2 separate regions of the Homo sapiens genome follow, and region 2 is linked to region 1. Evidence: chromatin loops called from intact Hi-C (ENCODE). Cell type or tissue: MCF 10A. All regions are shown on one strand. Region 1 overlaps GABRR3 (gamma-aminobutyric acid type A receptor subunit rho3). Region 2 overlaps EPHA6 (EPH receptor A6).

What was found. Hi-C counts contacts between places; a loop is a spot of excess contacts. Peaks named below come from ENCODE experiments on the same cell type or tissue, not always from the same donor. Only the 100,000 strongest peaks of a DNase experiment are listed, where the experiment ranks them.
Region 2: a loop joins it to region 1, with 10 times the contacts of the local background. A loop is called at or near these places in 14 of 110 quality-filtered maps.

The regions. Positions count from the first base shown.
Region 1 is chr3:98,021,083-98,026,082 of GRCh38, forward strand. It overlaps GABRR3 (gamma-aminobutyric acid type A receptor subunit rho3), which reads right to left. Exons shown (of 10, transcript NM_001105580.3): 3 at 4,485-4,597. Among named protein-coding and RNA genes, the nearest start is that of GABRR3, 12 kb to the right of the region's middle. RefSeq lists an enhancer at 2,239-2,288. In MCF 10A, a CTCF peak has its summit at 2,349 (motif pointing left); a DNase peak (open chromatin) is centred at 2,319.
Region 2 is chr3:97,716,961-97,721,960 of GRCh38, forward strand. EPHA6 (EPH receptor A6) reads left to right here. Exons shown (of 18, transcript NM_001080448.3): 15 at 3,301-3,450. It overlaps LOC124906256 (a long non-coding RNA gene), which reads right to left. Exons shown (of 5, transcript XR_007095973.1): 4 at 3,533-3,738; 5 at 439-618. Among named protein-coding and RNA genes, the nearest start is that of ARL6, 45 kb to the right of the region's middle. In MCF 10A, a CTCF peak has its summit at 2,455 (motif pointing left); a DNase peak (open chromatin) is centred at 2,421.

The DNA of each region.
Region 1 (5,000 bases):
TCGAACTCCTGACCTCAAATGATCCGCCTGCTTCGGCCTCCCAAAGTGCTGGGATTACAGGCGTGAGCCACTGCACCAGGCCGTCATTTCTGCCTGGTTTGAGCTCCATGTCCCACTGCACCTTATTCATGGGTTTGAGGAACTGTATTACGCTCTAGCATTCTTGAGGATAGAGTAGAGAGTGAGCAGCATGTAAAGCCAAAACGCAGAATCAGAGTTTGGGAGCCAGATAAAAGCTCCAAAGATCGTTCTTTTTACAAAAAAGGAGCTGAGTCACAGATAGAAGGTGGCAATAAAGCATATGGATTCAAATCCATGGAATTTGTAGCCATATAAACCTGAGTTAGTACCAAACTTCTGTAAATACCTCAACTCCTCATGTAATCTGTAAAACAGAACTAAATATATGGTACCTACTTTTTGGGTTGCTGTGATTATGTGAAAGGAAGCTTGTCAAGTCCTTAGCCTAACCCCATTCAGATGTATTAAAACCAACTTACATGTTATCTATCTATTGGATCAGTAATAAATGTAACAGTGTAAATAATAATTTTTAGATAATTTTATTAATTCAGTACCTAAAGCATTTAAAATATAGTGAAAATTAAATAAATATTAACCATTACGATGATTGTGTTGATTTCTCAGGATCACTAACTAGGTAGTAGCACACACATTTATAATCCTTTTTGTATATGGCAAGATATAGCATCTATTTGGTTTTTATGCAGGCTGGAATAATGAGGGCTAAATAAAAGTTATACATCTGATTTGTATAATGCATTTAAAGTTCATTATATAATATATCATCTAATCTTTTAATTATAGCTGCTTTGTTAGCTAGAGAGAGCTGATTTTAGCTCCTCTTGACACGAGGGAGTGCATACTCAGAGAGGTTACAACACGTGCCTGAAACCCAAAGTTAGTTAATGATAGGAAAGTAGCCAGATCCTTCTGACTCACAGTATAGTCCTCTCCTTTGACAAGCAAAGACTGTGCAAGCAGCTTTTATAACTTTAGCTTTTGTCTTGACTCTGTAGCCAGTATCTGCATACTGAAATGATTTCACTTTGAAGAAACAAAGAAATTATCATCTATAAAACTAAAACAAAAAAGCCCTTAGTTATGGGAGACGTAAAAGGTGGGGAAAACATAAATAAAGAAAATGAGCTGCAATTTATAACCCAAGTTAAACAAAAAGCTCCCCTAAATTTATATCCTCCTGTTTCCACATAATGAGTCAATTAATCTTCTAATGCTTTATAAAAGTAAAAAACACTGCAGTAGCAGCTGGTTTTAATGTTAAAGCTAATTAGGAAGACACATTAAGGCAAGAGAAGTGCTGAAGTTAACATTTAGCTCAAGAGGGAAAAAGTATGTGCGTGTGTTTGTGTTGCGGACAAGCATAAAGAAAGAAGATAAATTAAAGCTTGTCTTTTATATTCTGCAGTCTGATTTCCCCAAGGAAGGCAGCCATGAGAACAGAGAAATGGGTCACTGGTATAAGAAGCTGTTCTGACCAAGACAGGCAAGAGAAGGTTAAGGGGTGTCTTTCACAGAGCTACCAGACTGACACTTCTGACTGAATTTATGAAGATTTTTCGGCTCAAACTGACTAATCACACAAGCCATTTGGACACCATTTCACCCCAGTATATGATTGTCAGAAAAATTTCTTAATCATGGGATGATTTGCCGCCTGCCACTAAGTAGCACATTTCAATTGCATTTTTAACAACCCTACGAAGTCGCCTCGGGAAAGAAAGTATTTTTAAAAAAATGCATTTTCATTTAAAAAAAATCTTTAAATGTATCTCTAACAGATCAAGCACAGTGGAAATTTCAGGTCAATTTCATGTTTTTCTGGACGGGGGGAGGACGAGGTAGGGATGGAGAATGAAGGCATACATGTTTTAAGATAAGAGAGGAGAGTTGGCTCTCCGTCATCTACAGGAGTGCTTCTCAAACTGTAAGGTTTAGGGGAATCACTGCAGAGTTTTATTTAGAATCCTGAGTTGGGGCCCGTGCATCTGCATTTCTAACTCCCAGGTGATTCTGCGGCTGGTCCATGGACCACTTTGAGTGTCAAAGCCTCTCTAGACCGCACTTGGTTCAAGGTCTACATTCAAGGATAGTCATTTTTCTCTCAATCTTTCTTCCTTTACATGGCCTCAAATAATCTCCATAAAAACCCTTTCCTCTAGGATAGGAGCGAGTTTAACTGAGAAATCTAACCTGACATGAATTAGGGCAGGTTTTTGAATTCGTGTTGAAAAGAGCTTCCAACTGTGGCTCCGGAGTGGCCAGTTTCAAGCCATTCCTGTGTGACTGGCGCCCCCTGGTGGCCGAAAACCCAGGGACAGGCAAATGTATCGACTGAAGATTCCTGCTTGTTATATGGTGGTAGGGGAAATATTTTAAAGATCTTTTATAGAATCACAGGGACCAAGGTACAAAATATCTGCGTAGTAGTTGTAGAACCTATTATATAAACTTTGGGAAAATTTGGCTGGGGAAACACAGTTGAGAACGGTCGTAAGGAAGATACATAAGAGAAGTAGTGAAGAAAAGTAAAAAAAGATAAAGAAATAGTCTCAGAAGAAAAAAAGAGACATATTTCTAAACCTGCTTCATCTCAAGGCTTCTGAAATCTTAAATTATGATTCAATAAGTGTGAAAAATGCTCTGCAAAACAAAAAATTAAACTCACCATGATTTCATCTGATGCTGATCACCTAATACAGTGATCACCTAATACAGCGATTCTCTGGCCTCAGCCTCCCGAGGAGCTCTCAAATTGTGATTCTCAGACCAGCAGCATCACCTAGGAATTTGTTAGAAACGCAAATGGTTGGCCCCACCCAGATCTAGTGGGTCAGAGACTCTGGGGGTGGAACCCAGTAAGCTGTGCCTTCAGAACCCCCAGGTGATCCTGATGCTCACCAAAGTCTGAGTCACAAATGTGATGAAATCAAGGTTAGACCCTTAGAATTGGCCGGGTGTGGTGGCTTACACCTGTAATCCCAGCACTCTGGGAGGCCGAGGTGGGTGGATCACCTGAAGTCAGGAGTTTGAGAACAACCTGACCAACAGGGTGAAACCCTCTCTCTACTAAAACATGCAACAATTAGCTTGGCCTGGTTTCACGTGCCTGTAATCCCAGCTACTTGGGAGGCTGAGGCTGGAGAATCACTTGAATCTGGGAAGTGGAGGATGCAGTGAGCCGAGATCGCGCCACTGCATGCCAGCAATCCAGCCTGGGTGACAGAGTGAGACTCCGTCTCAAAAAAAAAAAAAAAAAAAAAAAAGAACAGGAACCACATGGATTTCAGGAAATTGAAAAAACAAACAACCACCCCCTAAAAAAATCCAATCCTCAACGTGAGAATATTTAACATACGTTTTTGTTTTGCCTGTTAACAAATTAGTTCTCTGCAGTACCTACATGCCTATTGTGCTTCCCTTGGTCATAACCACATCATGAGAAGAGTATCCCCCGCCCTGAACACTTGCGGTATTCGTTATTCATCAGAAGGCTGTATCTGTTATACTGCCAGAGGATCTTTCTTCTCACCCTCATCCATACTTCCCTCATCTCCACATCTCTAGGATTCTCAAAAGTTGTCAGTTCAGGAATTGTGGAAGTGGAAGGCTCCATCAATGAAAGAAGAATCAGGATGGATTTAGCTGTAAGCCAGAGAGTTTAACCTGATGATTTCACCATATCCTGTGTATTGTTGGAAAACTTGGTACCCTCAGTGATGCAACTGTGTGTACATTAAGTAGTCTAAGGAGAAGAAAGTCTTTGTTCCAATTATGTACCTGTAATATGAATTTTCATCTTCTTTACCTGCCATCGCAGCTCAGCTCTACCACTTTCTGTTTTCATGGCCTTGGGCAAATCTCTTAACCTCTCTTAAGACCCAGTGTTCACATTGCAATATTAAGTATCATGACAGTGCCTATTTCATAGGATCACTGTGAGGATGGAATAAGATAGTACATTAAGGGGTATTCTAACACTTGATCAATCTTAATTGCTAGAAGTGATAAACCGTTTTTAAAAGACAATTCAGCAGAGTACGTTCAGAGGAAGCCATGGCATTTGCCATACTAATTCTTCCCCCAAAGCATGGCATTCTAGCTCATAAGAATATTCAATAAGATTTTATAAATAACATGTATCCAATTTAAGGATTTTAGTTAGAAAATAAGTTGGTGTATAGGCAACATATATCCATTCTCTATTTATGGAACACATACTATTTACTACAGTGTGCATAGTAGGAAAATGAGTTTTTTTGGTCAATTTAAAATGGATAACTCATCAATTGTTCTCATTAAAGAGAAGGTGATTGTAAAAGCCTTCTTTTTTTGTTTTAAACTGATGGACTTTACTTGCATTTTGGTCTTGTTTTAAATTTTCACCTCCATTTTGACAGTGCAATGGGTTTTGAAATGAATTTTGAGAGGATAATACTCACCTCCAAATCCAGGTCTCATTGCGAAATCGTTGTCCTCTATATGGAGAAGTTGCTCATATTTCTGAGGCCGCGCTTTGGTACTGTCATCTTTCTTCATTCTAGTTTCTTGTTTGCTGTTCCCCCAAAGGGAAAAAAAAAACTTCTGAGATACATATGCTTCTGGATATTTTGATTTAGGTTAGCCATCTGTGCTCAACATAACATGTTCTGAAATACATACATAAAAGCTCATTTTCTCAGTTCATATTAAGCCAAAGAGCTGTCAACATTTGTTCTTTATTATATAAGTGTGGAGCAAATAAGGTAAACCAAATTTTGGAGCACATTAAGTGACAAACTCAGTTGGATTTAATGCACAAACTCATATTGTTTCTCAGAATACGGTTTTTAGACCTGGAAAATCCCAATTACCTGAGTGGAGGTGATCAAAACTCAGATTCATGGACTCCTGTCCCAGATCAACTAAATCAGTCCCCTAGGAAGCAGGGCCTAGTAATCTGCACCTGAACAAGCTAC
Region 2 (5,000 bases), 300 kb before region 1:
AGCACTTTGGGAGGCCAAGGTGGGTGGATCACTTGAGGTCAGGAGTTCAATATGGACCATCACCATGTTGGTCAGCCTGGCCGACATGGTGAAACCCTGTCTCTACTAAAATACAAAAAAATTAGCTGGGCGTGGTGGCAGGTGACTGTAATCCCAGCTACTCGGGAGGCTGAGGCAGGAGAATTTCTTGAACCCAGGAGGCAGAAGTTGCTGTGAGCCAGGATCGCGCCATTGCACTCCAGCCTGGGCAACAAGAGTGAAACTCCATCTCAAAAAAAAAAAAAAAAAAAGACAACAGTTGAAATAAAATTGGAAATAAAGTTGCACTGTCCATTTTGTAATGTTGTTCATTTTAACAAAGTGTTTTGAAAAAAAAAATTTTATAGTGGTAGTGTATTAGTCTGCTAGGGCTGCCATAACAAAACACCACAGACTGGGTGGTTTAAACAATAGGAATTTATTTCTCACAGTTCTAGAGGCTGGAAGTCCAAGATCAAGGTGCTGACAGCTTGGCTTCTCCTAAGGCCCCACTCTGTGGCTTACAGATGGCTTCTTCTTGAGGATGGCCTCAAATGGCTTTTTCTCTGTGCCTGCATGCCTCTGATACCTTTTCATCTTCTTATAAGGAAAGAACAAAGTCATATTAGATGAGGGCCATACCCTTATAATTTTATTTGACCTTAATTACTTCTTTAAAGACCCTATCTCAAAATATAGTCACAGTGGGGGTTAAGGCTTCAATGTATGAATTTTAGGGGAACACAATTGAGTTCATAACAGGGAGCAATGCCATTAATCAAATATTCTGTAATACCTTCCCCTTACAGAAAAAAATAAAACCGTATGAAGGAAAGTGATAACGTTGTCACTTATATGTGATATCAAATTATTCAAAATATAAATTTATATGTGAATAATTTATATGAAATATCATTTATAGGTGAATGAGTAAATGAACATAAAATAACCATTAACTCTGCTTTTTGACCTATCTTAATAGAACCCACAAAGATTTAGCAAAGGAACAGCCAGGCAGGCTAGCAAGTCACACTCTTACATATTGTTTTCTGGAACAAAGAAAGATCCAGCATGAGAAATGCCAGATGGGACTGCTGCCCTTGCCCTTGTATATGTTCTCGGGTCAAATTGACAAATTTGGACTTTGTTCTCTGGAAATGTGGCTTCCATATTGGAAACAAACCTGAATCTTACTTAAATAGCTCAATATGCAGAGCCACAAGACTGAGGCACTTTAGTCACAAACATACAATAAAACAAGAATACTCTAGTATTGGTGCACAAATACAAGTAGAGGTATCCTTACCCCCTTGTGAAGATCACACCCATTTTTTAGAACATGACTTTATGTCCAATTGGATCACTTGCAGTGTTCTCATTTCTGAATTTTTTTAGTGCTTTGGATTAGGGTAGATAGATTTAGTAAATAAAAATATAGAGTGCCCAGTTAAGTTTGAATTGCAGATAAACAATGATTTGGTTTTTTTTAAGTATAAATATGTCTCATATAATATTTGGGATGTACTTATACCAAAAAATTCCCTTGTGGAACATACTTATAATGAAAAATTATTTGTTATTTATCTGAAATACAAATTTAACCATGAGTCCCTTATTTTATCTGGCTACCCTACTTTGGGTTCAAGAATGAATTTTCTCCCCTTGCAACTCCCTGCCCCCCAACACTCTTAAGCTACTGTCACCAACTTTGTAAATTTAATTCCCTAGTCTTAATTTGGTGCTGCCTTTAACCTCTGCCCCAATGCATGAAAACCTCGGGCTTCAGGCTTCCTTCTATTGGGCTGCTTTGATATGTGGTTACAGAATCCCTGTGCTTAAGTATTACATCTTTACATCATATGACAGCATTAATATACATAAGGTACTCAATAATATGGTGAGAAATTTCTAAACCTTGAAATTTCCAAGCCCTGGGCTCAGTTTGCTCACTTATAAAATCAAGGGAGTGGATTCAAGGTGTTTTCCCCAAGGTTTCTTCTAACAATTCCATGCTACTAGTCTTTGAAATGAGTGTTCCATTAATGCTCTCATTTGCCTTGTAAAACCTAAATTGTTCCCATTTTGGATGAATCCGTTCCCGCCCCCCCCACCCCCCCCCCCACCCCCCCCGCCGCGGTAAGTAGTGTTTAGATTACTCAATTAATAGTTTCACCTTTAAAGATATTTAACTTAAATTCCTTAAGGGCCAAAGAACACACTTTTCTTTCCACCCCTACTTGCACCAGGCTTTGCACACAGTGGGTGATCAGATTATGTGATCATGATCATGGACAATGTTGAAACAATCCCTTTGTGGTGAGCTCTGACTGTCAAAAATAATTTTTGTTATGAACCTAAGCCACCTCCACGGTTTAAGACAGCAATCTGGGAGCCGCTCATTGTTCTCTTCCGCCATCTAGTGGCGCTAGGGCTGCTTTCGTCCCTTCAACTCGCACTTTGGAGCTGCAGGGATTTTAAAATTGTAAATCAAATGGATGAATTGTTTTATTCTTGTCATTACAGTAAAAAGGGATTTATAGAGTGTTTCAAGAGATAAAAGGTAATAAATGTTAATAAAATTTAAGTGTAATACAATGGCAGACTTTAATTCTTGAACCTTTAAATTCATACAATTTAATTCCTTTAATATGTTAAAATGTTAAGTTGAAATTGAAGAATAAAAATATAAACTATATTAAAGTTTTTGAAAGAAAGATTATCCTTTCAAGGTGCGCTTATATACTGGTTAAGAATGTTTTCATATAAAATAAATGTAATCATAGCAGATGTAAAGCAAACAAAGGGAACAAATAAAATTCTGGTAAGTATTGAATTGGTAGAGAATGTTTCCGTTCTGTATTTAAGCACTTGTCTTCAATTAAGTTAGAGATTATTCTCATTATTATTTATAAATGCAATACAATGTTTAATGAGTGTTGAACGATATTTAGTTTTAATGTCCTATAATCTGGAACTTTCTTCAAATGGCATTATAGAGGGGTTAATTGTGTGAATCTAAAGTAAAAATAAATTTCTCTAATGAATGAAATAAAATATTTCTGAAGTGTGACTTATTTCCCATTAAAGCTATTTTTACTGAATAATTATAGGAAATGTTTCTGACATTTTAACATTATTCTGGCTTTCTTTTGATTTTAATTTAAAATGCCAGTGCTATTATGAAGTATTTAGATCTTTCTAATAAAAAATATTTAATTGGAATACCATTTTGTTTTTAATACAACGATAAGCCAGCTAAGAAATCTCCAATTTGTTTTCCAGGGTGGAAAAATCCCCATAAGGTGGACAGCCCCAGAAGCCATCGCCTACAGAAAATTCTCCTCAGCAAGCGATGCATGGAGCTATGGCATTGTCATGTGGGAGGTCATGTCCTATGGAGAGAGACCTTATTGGGAAATGTCTAACCAAGATGTAAGTGCTACCGATAGTTAAACTGCCATTTTGTGAATGTAAACACATTAGCTTGAGGGGGAATTATGCCTTTTGTCCTCACTCAGATTGGCCTTTATCTTCCTGAGAACTTCTCATGGTCTATGGCTGAGTTTGAGAAGCTGAGTAACCTTTCACTCTGAGCTGTATTTGATGTCCTCAGGGACAGCTGCCAGGCTGTGCCATGTGAGTGCCTGATGCACATGTTACATCTCAGATTTCCATGCTTGTTCTAATGAAGTCTGACTGTGTTTGTGCAATAGCCTTGACCTACAAGTAAGACAAAAGAAAGAGTAATGTTTACTTTTCGTTTCTTCCTTAGGGCAATTCAATGCAGCACTGTAAAGAGCAAATCAATTTAGACTAGATATCACTTAGAGGGAAAAAAGTGAATGCTTTCAGGCAATGCATTATCAATATGTGCCATCTAGTACGGTTCTTTTGATATGCATGACCCCTAATGCAAACTGTTTTGTTTCTATTTTATCTATAAAACTACCTTGGTGGTTGATACTATAATATTATAGAACAGGAGAATTCACACATTGAACCCCTGTGACCTATCCACAGTGATAGAGACAGTATTCAGAAGATGCAGATACTCTGACAATGCAAATAAGTGTGCTGTCAGAGCTGACATTATATTTTAAGTTCCCACTTCCTCATCTCGAAATTCAGGCTTTGTCTACTCACCTGTTCTTCTCAAACTATAAGATGGTTTCTGATACAATGGTAATAAGAAATCACCTATAATGTGATTCTGAATGTTCATAGGTGAAAACAAAGGCTACGTAACTATAGATAATCCCTAAACACTATTGCCACATCTCATTTATTTTTGCCAGTTTTAACACAACTTAAGCAACCCACACACACCTCCACACCTCATACTATCCCAATCTCAAGTTGTCCAAGTATCTTAAGGACTTAATCACAGAGAAAATTTATCCTTTTCTAATGTCAGGCATAGATAAGATTGGATTTTGGTTGGCTGGCCATGGCTAGTGTTTCTCCCTGCCATACAGTACTGCTTTTGAAGCTGACTCCTTAGTACTGTGGGTGTCTACTGACTCTGTGGAAAATGCTAGGTCCAGAAGTTAACGTAGCAGCAGGTTTGAGGCCAAACACACTGCTCAGTCATTGTTCTCCAAAGCACAACATCAAACTGCAAAGCCAGTGTGGCTGGGCCCTACAGAGCATTTGGCCTTAAGGACAAAGTGCATCATAACCAGCAACCTTTGCTCCACCCCCGCAACACTTAGACTTTTTGGATCTGGGCCATTTGCCTACAGTCTGCTATTCATCAGGGAATCATATTTGAAGGACTCCTTTGCTCTTCCCTGCCATTGGGCTTTGTTTGGGGCAGTTCCTGGCTGCTTTTCCAGTTTTTCCTAAAACTGAATTCCAGAGGCATAAATTTGTTCCTTCACTTTCAAAAGGAACCCATATTTGGGGATTTTGTTTGTTTGTTTGTTTTAACCAGTTACCTTAGGTAGTAAAAGCCCTGGTTTCAGTCACCATAATTCCTCTTC